Linked DNA regions of Mus musculus: region 2 is linked to region 1. The links are chromatin loops, found by intact Hi-C in ENCODE. Cell type or tissue: heart. All regions are shown on one strand.

Evidence for each region. A loop is a pair of places that touch in the nucleus more often than their neighbours do. Peaks named below come from ENCODE experiments on the same cell type or tissue, not always from the same donor. Only the 100,000 strongest peaks of a DNase experiment are listed, where the experiment ranks them.
Region 2: it touches region 1 in a loop (6-fold over the local background); 33 of 42 quality-filtered maps call a loop at or near these places.

Annotation. Positions count from the first base shown.
Region 1 is chr9:108,198,380-108,206,379 of GRCm38, forward strand. Dag1 (dystroglycan 1) reads right to left here. Exons shown (of 4, transcript NM_001276482.1): 4 at 6,482-8,000. Among named protein-coding and RNA genes, the nearest start is that of Bsn, 12 kb to the left of the region's middle. In heart, CTCF peaks have their summits at 3,044 (motif pointing left), 3,960 (motif pointing right) and 4,875; DNase peaks (open chromatin) are centred at 2,942 and 4,862; H3K4me3 peaks cover 926 bases; H3K27ac peaks cover 658 bases.
Region 2 is chr9:108,091,946-108,099,945 of GRCm38, forward strand. It overlaps Apeh (acylpeptide hydrolase), which reads right to left and starts at 2,535. Exons shown (of 22, transcript NM_146226.2): 1 at 2,490-2,535; 2 at 2,282-2,414; 3 at 1,677-1,803; 4 at 1,036-1,129; 5 at 862-937; 6 at 609-772; 7 at 331-468; 8 at 143-234; 9 at 26-66. The coding sequence starts at 2,501. It overlaps Bsn (bassoon), which reads right to left. Exons shown (of 12, transcript NM_007567.2): 12 at 4,077-7,952. In heart, CTCF peaks have their summits at 2,616 and 3,839 (motif pointing right); DNase peaks (open chromatin) are centred at 1,764, 2,676 and 3,214; H3K4me3 peaks cover 3,989 bases; H3K27ac peaks cover 5,373 bases.

The DNA of each region.
Region 1 (8,000 bases):
AAGACCTTCATGGCAAAGATGCCCTAGTGTCTGCCAAGATGGGTGGTTTCAGTCAGTTAAACTTGACTGATGTTTTGAGTTAGGTTCTAGAGATACAACAGAGTCAAGACTGTTGAAACTATTATGTCTTCAGCTTGTGATATCCAAGTCTAACCTTTGCCAGTCTGCTGCTCAAACCAGACCCCGAACCCAATGCACTTGCTTCCTGGCCCTCAGTGTCCTGACCTGTAGTAGTGAGTTTAAGCATGGTATCACCAGACAGTGAAGGCTGACACTACCCTTGGACATTGAGGTTGTCTGAGGAGACACTGCCCTGGCTGCCCCAGGATCTGGGCTGGGTGGGAGCAGGTGTCAGTTAGGCAGCAACATCTGGGTTACCGTTACTATTTCTGTATTGCTAACCCCTCCAGCTGGGAGGCCTGGTGTGAGCACCAGCTTTCCGGGAAGGCAAAAAGCTGACAGTGCAGACTAGGAATTCCAAGTAACAAAAAAAGAATTCCAAGTAACTCTGGGCAAAGGACGGGCTCCATCTGCTGTAAGCAGAAAGGCCGTGAGCAATTGAATTGTCTTCCCCATCTTTATTAATGCTAATTCCATACAGGCTCACCCCTGACCATTCCCAAGGCTGCTCTAAGAATCCTAGCCCTTCCTGAGCCTGAATCTCTCTAAGGAGGCTGGAGTTCCAGGAGTGTGCAGCCTCAGGACCCACAGCAGGGTTGTGGGGAATAATTATCATAGAGGCAGGGCCCAGGGACTCACAGTCAGCACTTCTTCAAGCTCTCATTTGCACTACATTCCCTTTAGTCTTAATTGTTTGTTTGTTTGTTTGTTTTGAAACAAGGTCTCAGTATGTAGCCCTGGGTGTCCTGAAACTTGCTATGTAGACCAGGCTGGCCTCAAAGTCACAGGCAAAGTCACCTGTCTTTGCCTCCTAAATTCTAGGATTGAATACATGTACCACTGTAGAGGAGGGAAACCTTGAACTTTTCCTGTATTCACCTCTGCGGTGCTGGGATTGTTGGTCTTCCAAGGCACATCTGGTTTTTATGGTGCTAGGGATGGAACCCAGGCTTTATGCTTGTTGGGCAAACACTACAAACTGAGCTGCACCACTGTCCTCACTCTAAGCATACACTAGACACAGGAAAATCAAGTATTCTCATCTCATCCCAACACACACACACACTCTCTCTCACATACACACACACACACACCCTCACATACACACACTCACACACATACACACACTCACATTCACACACATACACACACTCACACACATACACACACTCACATTCACACACATACACACCCTTACATACACACACTCACACACATATACACCCTCACATTACACACATTCACACACATACACACCCTCACACACACACACATATCCTTACATACACACACTCACACACATACACACCCTCATGTACATATACACCCTCACACACACACATACACATGCTACAGGACATGAGCTCCTGCATCCAGCAGGTCTACATCCACATCAGAATCCCCATGGCCAGTTCCTGCCCATCTCAACCCTGGGCTCCCTGAGGATGAATGCATCTGAAACAAAGCTAGTTTCCTCTCAGAGACTCCCTCAGAGGTCCACCCACCTCTGACACTAACTGGACCAGCTCTTTGCTCCACCTCTCTTTCCCAAGACCTTCTTTAGAAGACGTTCTAAGACTTACAGTGGTTCTCAACCTCCCCATAGCTGAGACCCTTTGATACAGTTCCTCATGTTGTGGTAACCCCCCAACCATAAAATTATTTTCGCTGCTACTTCATTACTGTAATTTTGCCACTGTTGTAAAGTGTAATGTAAATATCTGTGATTTCTAATGTCTTAGGCAACCTCTGTGAAAAGGCCATTTGACCCCAAAGGATCAACCCCCAAGTGTGCTCTCAACCTTAGACTGTTAACCGTAGGTTCCCTTAGTATCTAAGGGAAGTGGGGCATGATCCTGGAGCACTAAGTTCAAGTCACTGTGTAGGAAGGCTGACTTATCCTCAGCTTGCCCCATTGTGGTAGGCTCCAAACTTATCTGTCCCTATATCCTGAGACTAAGCTACCCTGTAGACAGAGAACAACAGCGTTCTTGGCCAGCTAGCGATCACCTGCTCTCCCAGTGTGTGCCGGGAGCTGGACAGTCTGAGGAAAGGCATTCTCTGGCGTTTCAGGGCACTCAGGCCCCAGGTCCACAAGAGAATGAGCCACCAATTCTCCATCCCCATTCGTTTCTCGGGTCATGTTCTTTGCCCAGGAGTACAGACTAAAACGACTCCAACAACCAGATGTGCCTAACTGCTAGTCTAGACGCTCCCAAATCCCGAAGTACCCTATCAGGCTATCCCCTGCCTCGGATGCTCTCAGGATCGAAGAAGGAGAGACTACAAATCCAACAAACCCAAATTGTGGAAATTAGACTCCATGGAGCACAGGTCTTAAAGTAAGAGAGAACTTTGTGCTGGCAAAGGATGAGGGTCTCCCCAACCCACGTTTATTTGTTTAGTAATCTGAATCAGAAACCAACTTTCAAGAGTTCTCTTTCCAACATATGGATCACGAGATCAAATTCAGGCAACCGCCCTTACACTAAGCCATCTTGCTAGGACGAGTAGTTAGAATCCTAAGGACTATATAATACACCAGAATTCAAACTTTGCAGGCAGAATTCAAACCCCAGAGCAGAAGCCAGCGCAAAGCCAGGGCCTCAACGTCACCCATTCCCCTGCAGGCTTCCTTTTAGGAGAGAGAATGTATTATGTGAATGACAGCCTCGGATTACCAGACACATTCTCAGAACCCAGCAGGGTAGTGAAGCCTGAGCGCCACTAGAGGACCGCTCCGCCCGCCTCTCTGCTTCAGTCCTGCCCACATCCGGGTGGCCCCTCCCTTCCCAGCTATGCTGGCGCAATTTAGCCCCTCCCTCCCTAAGTCATTCCAGCACACAGCCCGACTTTCTGATGCCTGCGGCATTCTTGTTCCCACCCACAACCCACCTCTTCAAGCCCCGCCCACTGCTGGCCTCTTAGTCCTATAGCGCTATCTCCTGGTAGTCGGGAGACATTGTTCTCCTTTGGGGCTAGTCAGCTGGGGCTTCCTTGGCGTGCTTGTGGAGCCACTATCAAATTGAGACCTAATCCTTGCTCTGGTCCTGAACCTGCCTAGAGATCTGGGCTTCACAGAACCCCCAAGAGACGTGGTCTCAGATGAAATTCGAGTCATCTTCAGCAAAGTAGGTGTCAACTGTTGCTCCTACCACTGGAATTCCCAGCAGATGGGCACCCCTCCTTTAAACTACTGTCTCCTCTGCATCTTCTAGAGTCCTCATAAAGAAGTGGTAAATCCATCCCTCATTAGGAGGTTTATTTAAAATGTTGGTCTTTATTGGGAAGAGAGGCTCCTTGGTCTTGCAAACTTTATATGCCCCAGTACAGGGGAACACCAGGGCCAAGAAGTGGGAGTGGGTGGGTGGGTGGGGGGAGTATGGGGGACTTTCAGGATAGCATTTGAAATGTAAATGAAGAAAATACCTAATAAAAATTGGAAAAAAAAACACCTTGATCTTCTACAATACAAACAAAATAATAGTGTTGGGGTCACACCTAGGAATGGAACTTGCCTTACGCTAGTTTGGAAAAATGTGGCCAACTTCTCTGCCTTAGCCATCGTGCATCAAAGACAGTAATTTATAGAAAGTGAGTAAAATAAATAACTTTTCTTTCTTTTTTTCTTATTTTCAAGATAGGACCTCACTGTGTAATCCTAGCTGACCTGGAACTCAAAGAGATCTACCTTCCTCCCAAAATGCTGGGGTTAACAGCAAGTGCTACCACACCGATTATCTTTTCCCTTTCATTTTCCTTTTCACTTTTAAAGATCTGTTTTTATTTATGTGTAAGTGTATCTATGTTAAATGTATGTCCTGGGTGTGGGTCCCCACAAAGACCAGAAGAGGGCATCCAGGAGGCTGAGACACCAGATGTGGGTGTTAGCCACTGAACTTGGGTCCTCAGGACTAACAAATAGCAAGTGCTCTGAACTGGAGAGCATTTCATCTCTCCTGCTCCCCACCTCCTCTTTTTGGGGGGCGGGGATGGTTTTGAGACAGGATTTCTCTGTATAGCCCTGGCTGTCCTGGAACTCACTTTGTAGACCAGGCTGGCCTTGAACTCAGAAATCCGCCTGCCTCTGCCTCCCAAGTGTTAGGATTAAAGGTGTGCACCACCATGCCTGGCGCCATCTCCCCTTTTTTGAGACAAGATCTTGCTAAGTAGTCTTGGCTGGAGTGGAACTCACCATGCAGACAAAGCTGGCCTCAAACTCAGAGAGGTTCATAAACCTCTGGCTCCTGAATGCTGGATTACAGTGTGTGCCACTGCAGGCTTTTTGTTTTAAGACAGTCTCATGTAGCCAAGACTGATCTCAGATTTTTTTATGTAGCCAAGACTGTCTTCAACTCCTCTAATGCCTCTGCTTCACACACGCCAGGATTACAGGCGTGTGCTACTGTGCTAGACTGATAGGGATTTGTTTTGTTTTGGTTTTGGTTTTTTGGGTTTTGTTTTTTTTTTTTTTGTTTTTTGTTTTTTGTTTTTTTGAGACAGGGTTTCTCTCTGTAGTCCTGGCTGTCCTGGAACTGACTCCATAGACCAGGCTGGCCTCGAACTCAGAAATCCACCTGCCTCTGCCTCTCGAGTGCTGGGATTAAAGGCGTGTGCCACCACCGCCCGGCCTCTGATATGGATTTTTAAGACAGCAATACTGAAACTAAAATTTAGCTTTGAAGGACCGGTATTTGAGAATAGACCTTGCGTATTGTAAAGAAACCAGGGAAGAGCTCCTCCTAGCGGCTCGTTTGGCAGGAGCATAGAAAAAGAAGCTAGAAGCTACATCTTAGCAATAGTCTAGAAGCCAGGCGAGTCACCGTTCATAAACACACTAGGTCCTCTAGCCAACAGCCTTGTCTCGCCCATGATTGATCCAGAGAGCTTGGCTCTCACGGAAGTGTCTACACAAGATTGCTAAGAATTCAGATCCTCTGCTTTTCTCTCTACCTCTCTTGAGGGCCGACTCTTGACTATAATCCATTATCTCAACTCCATGCCCCAGTTCACTGGGTATCTTGGAGCCCCTTGGAGACAGCACTGTCCTAACCTCAATAACAGACTGGAGAGCCTTGCTGGAGGGATCCCAGGAAGTAGCCCTGCGTCAAATCAAGTAGAAAAACAGGTTCCTCTTAGTACCCTTCTGCCTGCCCCCTGCCCTCCTATCACCTTCTGTTCATAGGCAGACTCACTTCCACCAAGACAAGATCATAGGAACTTGGCCTGAGGGCTGGGGAGCAGGCCATCTACCAGGCTCAACAGCAACTCACCTCCTGCAAAGAAGACAGGAAGCAGCTGGAGCCCCGTGCAGCCTGTAGCTTCTCGATCATCCTCAGTTTCATCTTAAGCTGAGCTTTCTGAGGGTCAGCTTAACTGAGAGCAATTGTGGGGTCATCTACGGGGTTCCTGCTGCAATGCTTAGAAGGCTCCGTGAGGCATGTGCCTTTGAACACTTGTCAGGAGTCTTTCCTGATGTGGTATCTTTGGACAAGGTCTCATGAGTCCCAGGTGAAACTTACTAAGTAGCTTACTCTGTCCTTGAACTCCTGATCCTCTTCGCTCCACTTCCCAAGAACTTGAGTTATTGGTGTGCCCCACCATGTCTGCCCTTGTGCCTAGGCTGGTTTTGCCTTGGCATTTTCAAGGTGCTACACATTTATATCCTAACTGCAAACACTTTTGGACCATCAGGAAAAGTGGGGTGCAAAGACTCATGGTGAGCTGGTAGAAGCAGAGACAAACCAGAAGAGGCACCGTTTTTTTCTGTAACCACTGGCCCTCTGGCAACAACTGCTGCATCTCTACTTCCTGTATGAGCATTGTCCCAGGAGAACACCTGTCCTTTCCTAGATATGGAGTACGCTCATTCTACCTAGGCCCGTCTACATCCTGACAGGCACCACCTTAGGGCTGGCCACCCAGAATCTGGAAGCTCAAGCACAAAGCACCCTGGTTAGAAACCGCTCGCTAAGGTTACCAGCCAATCCCAAGCCCATAGGTATTTTTGGACAAAAGACGATAAAAGCCACAGTAGAGTTTCCATCAGCATAGCTCCACCCCAGCCTTCAGAGAGGCTGCCTCTTCTGAGGCACATCTCCCATCACGCTCCACCCCATCCACTAGACTCCCAGTTATACCCTACCTTGGCAAATGAGGAAACTGAGGACTAAAGTTAGTCTTGACTAAAGGCAGAAGGAGCACTAGAAGCAGCTTGCGTATTGGCAGAGGTCCCGGCGGCACAGAAATGGCAGCTTCTGCAGAGGTTCCCTGAGCTGCCCTTCTCTACCATGATTGATCCTCTCCCACCATTCACGCCCAGGAACCAGAAGATCCCAGGTAAATAGACAGTCAGAGGCAATGACATTGTAATAAAGACACTGCTTTTATTTAGTTTGATATGTTTCTATACAGAATGCAGAAAACACATCTTAAAATCATATAGAAGGAAATAAAAACACGTCAGTGGTTGGTGAACACTTGAATGTGAGATTGGCTCTCTGTCTCAGAGTCTGATGGCCATCGCCGGCTCAGGGAGGGGGCTGCCTGCAAAGGCATTGTTGCTGTTGTTATTCTGTTCACTGCCCCACTGCCTCCAGTTGCTATGACAACAGGCCACTTTGGGCCTGCCTCCTCTCTACATGGCAATGCCCAATGGTGGGGTTGCTAAGAGCAACAAGAGTTATCTGGAGGGCTTCCCAAAGCCCTCACCTGGAATACTGGGATTTGTTTATTTGTTTATTTATTTATTTATTTTTGATGAGGTCACCAGAAATAATTTCATCGGATCAGATCCCTGCTCTTGACTCTGGGACATCAGGGAAACTCCAGCTCGGACCAGAGCTTGGGAGCACAAGGCCCAGTCACCAGCCATCCATGAAGCACTCATCGGCAGACTCCCGCATGGGGAGTGCTCACTACAAAGAACCCTCCTGGGGGCTGAGCAGGAAGGGTAGGCCTTGTGGAGAAAGCAGAAGAACCACCATTTGGAAGCAACCCTTCTGAACTACTGGCCTTTCCTTCCTGAGACAGCACACCCTCTGCTCAACAGTCGATATGGCTTAGAAGGTACTGCTCCGTGTGCAAAGGGAGCCTGGGTCCACCCACCCACCCTCCATCAGGGAAGGGATACATTATTGCAAAAGGCATTCCTCCCTAAAAGGTACCCGAAATAACTCAGACATCAAGAAAAGGCATGCTCAAAATGGTTTCTTCCAAAGGAGGAGAATCAAAGCAGAGTGGGTGCCCCTGAGTCATGGGACAGAGATGCAGACAGATGGACGATGTTCTGCTAAAAAAGGCAAAGGAAGCCTCTATGTAATCCAGAATTTAACCCATTAGGAAAAGAAGGAGGGGAGGGTCCAAATGAGCAAAGCCATCAGTCCCATGGAGTTGACACTAGGAGCTTATACAAACTGCTGCTAAGCATCACCATTTTTTAATCTTTTTTTTTTTAATAAAACAATTTGAGGCTGTATAAAAACTTTAGTAAAAAATTAGCTTTGAGAGCCCACAGACTTTTACTATGAACTATTGCTGGCACTCCTCCCCAGCCACAGGCCCACGGCCCAGGACTGGAGCGCCAGAGAAGAGGGGCAGGGTATATGGGGTAGGGCTGTGGACTGTTGGGACAAAGTGGCCAAGGTCAAGTGAGGAAAGAGCATCACATGACATAAAAATATTGCATCTTCACCAAAATGTCCCCCACTGAGTGTTTCAAAGACCGTGATATTCCTTTTAAGAGGGAAGGGAAAGAACAGAACCAAACCAAACCAAACCACAGAGAAGGGAAAAGAAAGGTTGATGAGGTGGAGTCCTTCGACCTTCCCAGGTGCCCCTACGAGCAGCTGGCCCACCTTGGAGCACCTAGGTTGGAGGCC
Region 2 (8,000 bases), 110 kb before region 1:
GCACGTGCGGACGCCAGACACTTACCACACTTCCCCCCGCTCAGGTCCACATAGTACAGGGCTGACCTGGAAAGGTCAGAGAGACACTCAGCTCTATGGTCAGCTGGGCCGTAAGGGCCCTCTGGTCTGCCTGCTTTCTCACCTGCGATTGGTGCAGTAGCGGATACCTAGCCGGAAGGGTTCGTGCCACCAGCCCACAAACACCACACCCGTGTCTCCAGGGGCCCAGAAAGCCTGCAAACAAAACCACAAAGTAGGTATGAGCAAGACGTAATCGCTCAAGCAGGGGACCCCGACTCCAGAAGGGGCAAAGGCCATGTTGCTGCTGACCTGACCAGGGGACACATTTTCAGGGACGCCCTCAAGCACGGAGATGTTACCACTCTCGATATCCAGCACGCAGAGCACAGGGATGCTTTTGGAAACCATAGTTTCTCCCCAGTCTTCATAAAATACAAACTGGTCCCCCTGAGAACAGAGGACACTCAATGCCCAGGGTGCCTACAGAACCCTGACCTGCCTCCTAGACACTAGGGCCTCCCAGGTCCACCGGATGTAGGGCAGGGCTGCCCGGCAGGGCCTGTGTGGCCCGGCCACACCACAAGCACCTTGATGGCCTGGTCTGGCTTCTTCGGCCTGGCCATCTCCTCATCACTGGCACTGACGTCCAAGGCTTTGGTTTGAAAGAAGGACTCAGCTTTGGGACGCTTCTTCTCCGCCACATACAACAAGTGCGTCTCTGAGTGTGACCAGGAGAGGCAGCCAAAGCAGTCTGCATGCAGGGAGGGACGGTTAGGGGGAGCCCAATGCTATAGCTGCCCCTTCTGCCCACCCCTCCTGCTTACCAGCCAGGCGCCTCACCATCTTCATACACAGGCCCATGCTTCTCCAGTGCAGACAGGTTGAAACTCTTGAGCTTGCGGTTCTTCTCCCAGACCTGAAGATACCTGGGCATCAGGCTGCTTGCCCCTCCACAGGGCTTCACTTGTGGCACTAAGTGACCGGCTGGCTGCCACCTCATCCTTGCAAACTCACCTCCAAGAACTGTTTTTCCTCTCCCGAGACTGCACCTCCAGCCTTGCGCAGCACTGCTTTCATGGTGCCTGAAGGAGACTCTCTGCTCAGCAGCCTGAGAACAGGGGTTGCAGGTCAGGAAGGTGCCAAGTCGTCCCCCCCAACAGCCTTGTGCTGGCCCCCTTACTGGTCACAACCTCTTAGCTGAGTCTCTGTCTCTGTCTGTCTGTCTGTCTCTCTCTCCTTTCTTTATAAGCCCTTTTAGGTCTGGCGTTATAAAATCAGAATTGGCCGCACAGGAGGCTATCTCCCAGCTAACTGGGACTCTGAAATCATACCAGCCCATGAAGCACTCCCAGCCTCAAGCTGGCTGGCCTTTTTTCTCTTCCTTAGGTTACTGACTCGACTGTCTCCAGAGTCCTAGGGACCTAGGCCCTAGTTTAGAAGAAGCTCCTAGTATTTATCAGGCCATGTCTCCAGAGACCAGACAAGCTCTCAGGGGTCAGGCACCTTGCTCTTTGCTCCCCTGAAGCCACCCAAAGTTGTCCCTGAAGGGGATAGGCACAGAGCACAACACCCTAAGGACACATGGCGACATTTATGAAAGGCTAGCAAGGCAGGTGGCTGCGGTCTTGTCTACAGACTGCTCCTGTCACACTTACTCCCCCCGGGTTTCCACACTGTTGCCCGCAGGCCCGGCAAACACCACCGAGTCTCCATCATGGAACACTAGGTACTGGCGGCAGAATCGGATGTTCTCCATTCGATCCAAGTCCCTCTGAGTCCACTCTGCAAGGGAGGCAGGGGGCTGCTCAACTTGTCTGGGCCAGTTTGGACCACTGCCCACCAATCAAGGCCTATCTTTCCCAGTCTGTCTCCGGACAGCCTGAGTATAGCCTGGACAACACTTCACTTAATATAACCTAAGCCTAGGCTCCCAGAGCCTGAGCTGACGGTCAGAGAGAACCCACTACCAACCACAGAATTTTAAGGGCAACATAGCTGTTGTTGGGTTGTAGAATGTAAGGGCCGGAGAGTCCTGCGAGGCCCACACCTTGCACTCAGGTCTGAATTTTACTCCCACACCTTCAACTCATTTACGGAATTATTTATCAGTAAGGCTAGTGCAGCCCCCAAAACACCTGTGCGCAGGAACTACAGTTGGGTTTCCTCCCCAAACCCGTGTCAAGCAGCGTGCCCTCCACAGTCCCCATCTCTCCACCTGGATGCACGGCCCGTCGCCACCCAGTTCCCTCGGTCTACACACCAGTGTGCACAGTCCGATAGAGGCCCCCATACTGCGTGGTGACCTCCGGGCCCAGGCAGGCGGCGCTCAGCGAAGGCTGGCGGCTAAGGCCCCGGTACAGCGCTGCCGCCTCCTGGGGCTCACTCAGCAGCACCTGCGCAGGGGACACACCAGGGTCAGGCTCAGCCCGGGCTACGGAGGCCACGGGGGCCACGGGCCGAGCCCTCACCTGACGCTCCATAGTCGGTCTTTCGGTAGCAGCTAAGTCCCGGAAGTGAAGCTCCGGGGGCGGGGCCTAAGGCGGTCCCCAGTTTCCGCTACACTCAGTGGCGACCTGGGACCCGCAGGGCCCTGTATAAGCTCCGGCCAGTCGGCAGGGGGCGGGGCCTGGATAGTAAGAAGGCGGGGCCTACGAAGGAGCCGCCCGGAGGGGAGGAGCGGGAAACAAAAATTCAGTCGAAGACTAGGCAAGTGGGAGGCAGAATCAGGGAGTCGAGTCCTGGGATTTTTAGAGAGGGGAGGCTCCGAGGAGTGAGGGCGGACGTATAGCAGCAGAATACAGAGCCGGTGTTCAGAGACAGGGCAGGTCTGGGAGGAGTGAAGGAAGTAGGATTGGACTCCAGCCGACTGTGAGCTGAAAGCTGCGGGATCAGAGAGAAAGCCCTGAGCGTTCGAAGGGTGGGGCTTCGGAGGAACACTAATGATCCTTAAGGATGAGGGGGCGGGGGCGGGGGCGGGGACGGGTGGGAACCGAATACAGAGACTAGCGGGTCTGTGAAAGCGGAATGTTGCGGGGCGCCTCAGTCGCAGGGATCTCTTTCAGCGCTCTCCCCATCTACTGCAAGCCAGGCGATTAGGAGTGGGAAACTTAGGTTCCCGGGTGGAGCCCTGGGGCGCCGGGCAAAGGGCGGTGCTGAACTCTCTGGGTGCTACCCTGGCTTATCAATCACCAGACTTGCCCCTAAAGCTATCTGTTGCCACAGCCTTAACCCGCCCTTCTCAGAAGCTCCTTGCTGCGGATCGTGAGCCGACTGGGTCTCAACCTACTCCAAGGGCCGATGTGGAGGGTCAGACTTCACCTAAGAGCAGCGAGCGTGCTGTGGAAAGAAGAGCCTAGGCAGACAGTCTCCTGCACACGACACAGGACTAGGTTGACTTAGGTGACAGCAGAGAGCAAGAGTGGTTGGGCAACAGTAGGTATCTCCCCCTCCTCCATATAGCTTGAGAGTGGCTGGTCTTTTAGACCAGCTATGGGCCCCCTTGAATGAGTGCTTTCTTTCTTACTTGAGGCAAAATTGATACTCTTTAATCTCTGTTTCTTATTTTCTAGTGCTGCTTAACTTATATTTGTTTAGTTTCTCTACGTAGTTCTGGCCTCAAACTCACAGAGACCCACCTATCTCTGTCTCCCAAGAGCTGGGATTAAATGTGTGGGCTATGATATCCAGCTTGAACTATTCTTGACTATACTAAGGATTAAAGTCTCAGCCATGGGGGACTGGGGGGGGGGGGGGAGTTTCGAACAAGGTAGGCAGATGTAAAGCTTGTTTGATAGCACCAGGGGGCAGCACTTGCCCATCTAGCTCCTGGGAACCAGGATCCTGAAAACTGTCTGGTGGCTTAGGACAAGCCTTTGCACCTTCCTGGAGGGTCATGTTTGAATGGCTTGGTGTTGACTCCGCCTCAATTGTGCCAACATTTCTGAAATTTTGCTCTTTCTCATTTTTTTCTTTAATCGTGGAGAATACTGTCACAAACGTTGGCATCTACCTGTTTGGCTAAGTGTTCCCACTTCAGAAATCACCCCGAGACTGTCTGAAGGTTGTTTATATCAAGTCCTTTTATTCTGATACCACAGAAATACCTTGTCACAGTACAGGGGAGGGACACTGAAGTACCACGAGTTCTCACAGAGCACAGGAGGACGGCACACAATTCACAAGGTCATGTGGAGGACTCGGGTCATTGCACTTACAATGTAAACTTGTTTGTTTGACTTTGTACAGCACTCTCCCCCCTCACAGAGAGAAGGAGAGAGAGGGGAGGAGGAGGGGAGGGAAAGCAAAAACAAGACATAGAAGCTAGAGGGAGAAAATGTAGATGGCCACCACTCTCTAGGGTACCACACTTGAGAGGAATTGATTTGACCCCAGAGGCTGAATGAGACTCGTGCACACACGCACAAACACACACACACACTCACACATACATACATACATACACACACACACACACACACACACACACTCATGTACATGTGCTTACACATACAGTATCTCATGACTTCTATGGCTCTCCAGTGCCACCCGGTGCACATGGTAGCAGGGTGCTGGCACCCAGGGAGACAGAGATGGCATCTCCAGAGAGTTTCATTTGATTATATATGTCCCTCCGGCCCTGATGGAGTCCATGATGACACATTATTTACAGCAAGGGAGGAGAAGGGCTATTGGGCAGGACTGTACTCTCACGGACAAGGACCTGCCTGGAAAACTCCCCAGAGGCTCCAGCATACAGACCAGAATTGCTGCCCTGGCTGTTCTTTCAGTGTGGGCCCTGAGACTGTTCACCCTGCCCAAAGAACAGGAAGAAGATGGTGCGAGGACCATCCCTATGAAGTGAGTGTGTTGAGGCCTTGCGTGGGCAGAGGAGGGTGCCCTTGCTTATGACACTAAGAGGGGAGAAAATGGAGGTCTGGGCTCTACACAGAGTCAACATAAGGGCCAGGGATACCTATGGCCTAGAAGACTCCTGCAGTCATATTCACAGAAGGGCAAAGATCTGTCCTGTGGGCACAGCCAGGGATAGAGTAGCAGATATCAGAAATGTCAGAAAAGAAATGTGCTGTAAAGTTAATACTTTAGAGCCTAGGGGTCAGCCAGAGACTGACCCGTGGACACCCTGCCTGCCCTCATCCCCTAGTCTAGCCCCTTGACTCTGAGAGGAAAGGAATACAGTCATGGTCCCAGGTATCTAGACCCTGGGCACATCCTGTACACACCTGGGCCTGGGAGTTCCTCAAAGAGGGCCTTCTTCAGCCCTTTTAGCGATGGCCCCATATAGCCCAAGTTTGATCTCTGAGATATTCCATAGTGTGAAGAAAGCTAAATCCCGGGAACTCGGGCTCTTAAGTCCAACACAGCTTGAAGTGTCCCAACCACAGCTGCCGATGGTGGGACAGGATCCCACACTAAAGGATTTATAAGCCTTGTAAAAATGCATGAGAAACGTGAACCCCTGAGAAATGCATGGTATACACCAAAGCTCTCTGGAGGCAGGCCAGACTTTAGGGGTCAGGCAGGTACTGTCTGCCCTACTCCTGGGCCAGTGAGGGAGATGCTGACAACAGTGTGATACTTATGCCTCAGAGGAGGCAAGTCCTGGGGCAGATGTGGAGAGGGTTACACCAACCCTTCAGTAAGTTTTGCTCTTGAGAGACCTTCTGGGCTCAGTTTGAAGCTGTTATTTATGTGAACAGTTTTTTCCTGAATGATATTTTCAGCCATAGCCAGCTCCTTCTGGGTACCTTATGACCCCTGGCTCCACTCCAGATAGATCTCTTGGCTCACAATCCTTTAAGCTTCTTCATCACAAAGGAGAGACATAGAGCAGAGTCAGTCAAGATCTGGGAATCATAGGGCACAGCCAGGATCCCTTGGCTTCTGCCTCTCCACAGATGTGCCCCAAGCTTTGCCCTTGAGCAGTACCCCACTGGGAAGATGTGACCAGTTTCTTTTGGCTCAGGCCTGGGATAGGAGGAAAAATGATATACAAGTAGAAATCCTACAGCAAACCCACAGAATGTCCATACACATGCATCCTGTGCGGGCTCCCCTCTCTGTCTAGTCTAAGGTTTGTTTTTATCTGCTATTGTACACAGATAAAAACTGCAAGGTGTCTGGGGCCTCACTGCCTGCTCCCTGGCCTGGCAAATGTAGGCAGTTCTGGCAGGTCTTTACTAGCGTGTCCCAAAGTCAGGGAGAAGCGCTCCTAAAGGAGAGGTTTGGAGGCGAAAAGAACTCCAAGCAAGAGGTCGGGCATTTAAAATGAATGAAATCGTGCAAAGAAGCTTCGAGCCGTGCATGCTCCAGTGCCAGACAGGCGGCGACTCACCTGGCAAGCAGCGAGTCCTGCCACAGGTCAAACATGCCACAGACTTAAAATTTACACATGCACACCTGCACACGCGCATACACACACACACACACACACACACGCACGCACGCACGCACGCACGCACACACGCACTCACGCTCTCCATTTCTCTCTCACACACACAGAATGTGGGGACAAGGATTGGGTTGGGGTGATGGTATGAGCAGATAGAGCTATCCAGTTTCTCAACTGCATGTTTGCAATTAACTCCTTATATGTAACACGGAATTTATTAAATATTAACAGTTGTCTTTGAGGGTTTATATTTCATTGCATAGAACATTAGAGATGAGACTTGTGGCTGGGCCCGAGATGAAGGGAGGCCTCCCAGGGAAGGGCTTTGGGGAGGCATGTAGCCCAGTCCACGAGGTGAATGGACGGTGTTATACTCCCCTTACCTCACAGGTCTCTGAAGCTCTCCCTTGGCTCCTCTGCTCTGAGCACACCCACTGCTGATGGCTTAAGAAGACAGTAAACAGGCGGGCTGAGGAGCCTCCCTAGACCTCGCCCTGGGTTTGTGCTCTTGGTGGCCTGCTGCCCGCTATTGCTTCTAAATCAACGTTTCTCCCTGTGCTGAGCAGGGGCAGAGCAGAGAGGAAACCAAACCATCAGTCACGAGGTTGCGGGGTGGGGGTGGGGTGGGGGAGAGACAAAGGGATAAAAGCAAAGAAAAGAAAGGGAGAGAAAGAAAAATAAAACAACAACAACAAAAAAATGTTCATGAGGTATACATGTAAATCAAACTGGAATGATTAAGGCTGTTCCTGAAATCAAAAGAAATCCTCAGGTGTAGAGATGAGGAGCCGAGGAGCCGGCTGGTCGAGACAATGGCGGTGCTGCTGGGGTGCTCACAATGGCTGGGGGGATGGCTTTAAGGTGATGGCAGGCATGCCTAGTTACGCTGCCATCCACGGGCTGGGAGAAGCCTCAGCCGGTGCCCACGCTGCGTTTCGGTGCTATGGCCTCTTGTTTCAGCGATGAGACAGTGTTAGGGTCCTAATGTTTGTAAAGTTCTCCCAAACCCATGCTGGCCATGTGGACGTCTGCTCCAGTGTCACCCCCAGAGCAGGGTGACGAGGGCAAGGCCTTATGGCCACACAGGGATCCGGGCCAGCTGGAATGTGAAGGAATCGGAGCCCAGGGCCCCAGCCCTCAGTCAAAGCCCCTCTCCAAGGCTGTGGAAAAAACTTCTGGCATCTTAGAGGAGGGCAGTGTGCACCCAAACTCTGTGTATAACGCATTGGAAGCCTGGTGGCCAGGCCACAGGAGGCTGCGGGAAGAGCAGCAGACAGCAACAGCAGCAACCGCGTTCTGGTGAGGAGGGCTCCTCGCTCCCAAGGACGGCTGGCCTGAGTAAGGCAGGGTCTCTTGAAAGACATGAAAGGTCCCCCAAGCCAATGGTCCCATTGGTCCGGCAGATGCTTCACCTAGGTCGCTGCTGTGAGAACACATGTCATTCTCATGCTTGGTTGAGGCCTGCCTGCTGGGGCCCGCCTGCTGGGAATCTTTGGGCCAAAGGTTTGCCAGCTTGTAGATGCTTTGAAAAGAGAAGGAGAGAGGGAGAGAAGGAAGAAGGGTTTGTTGT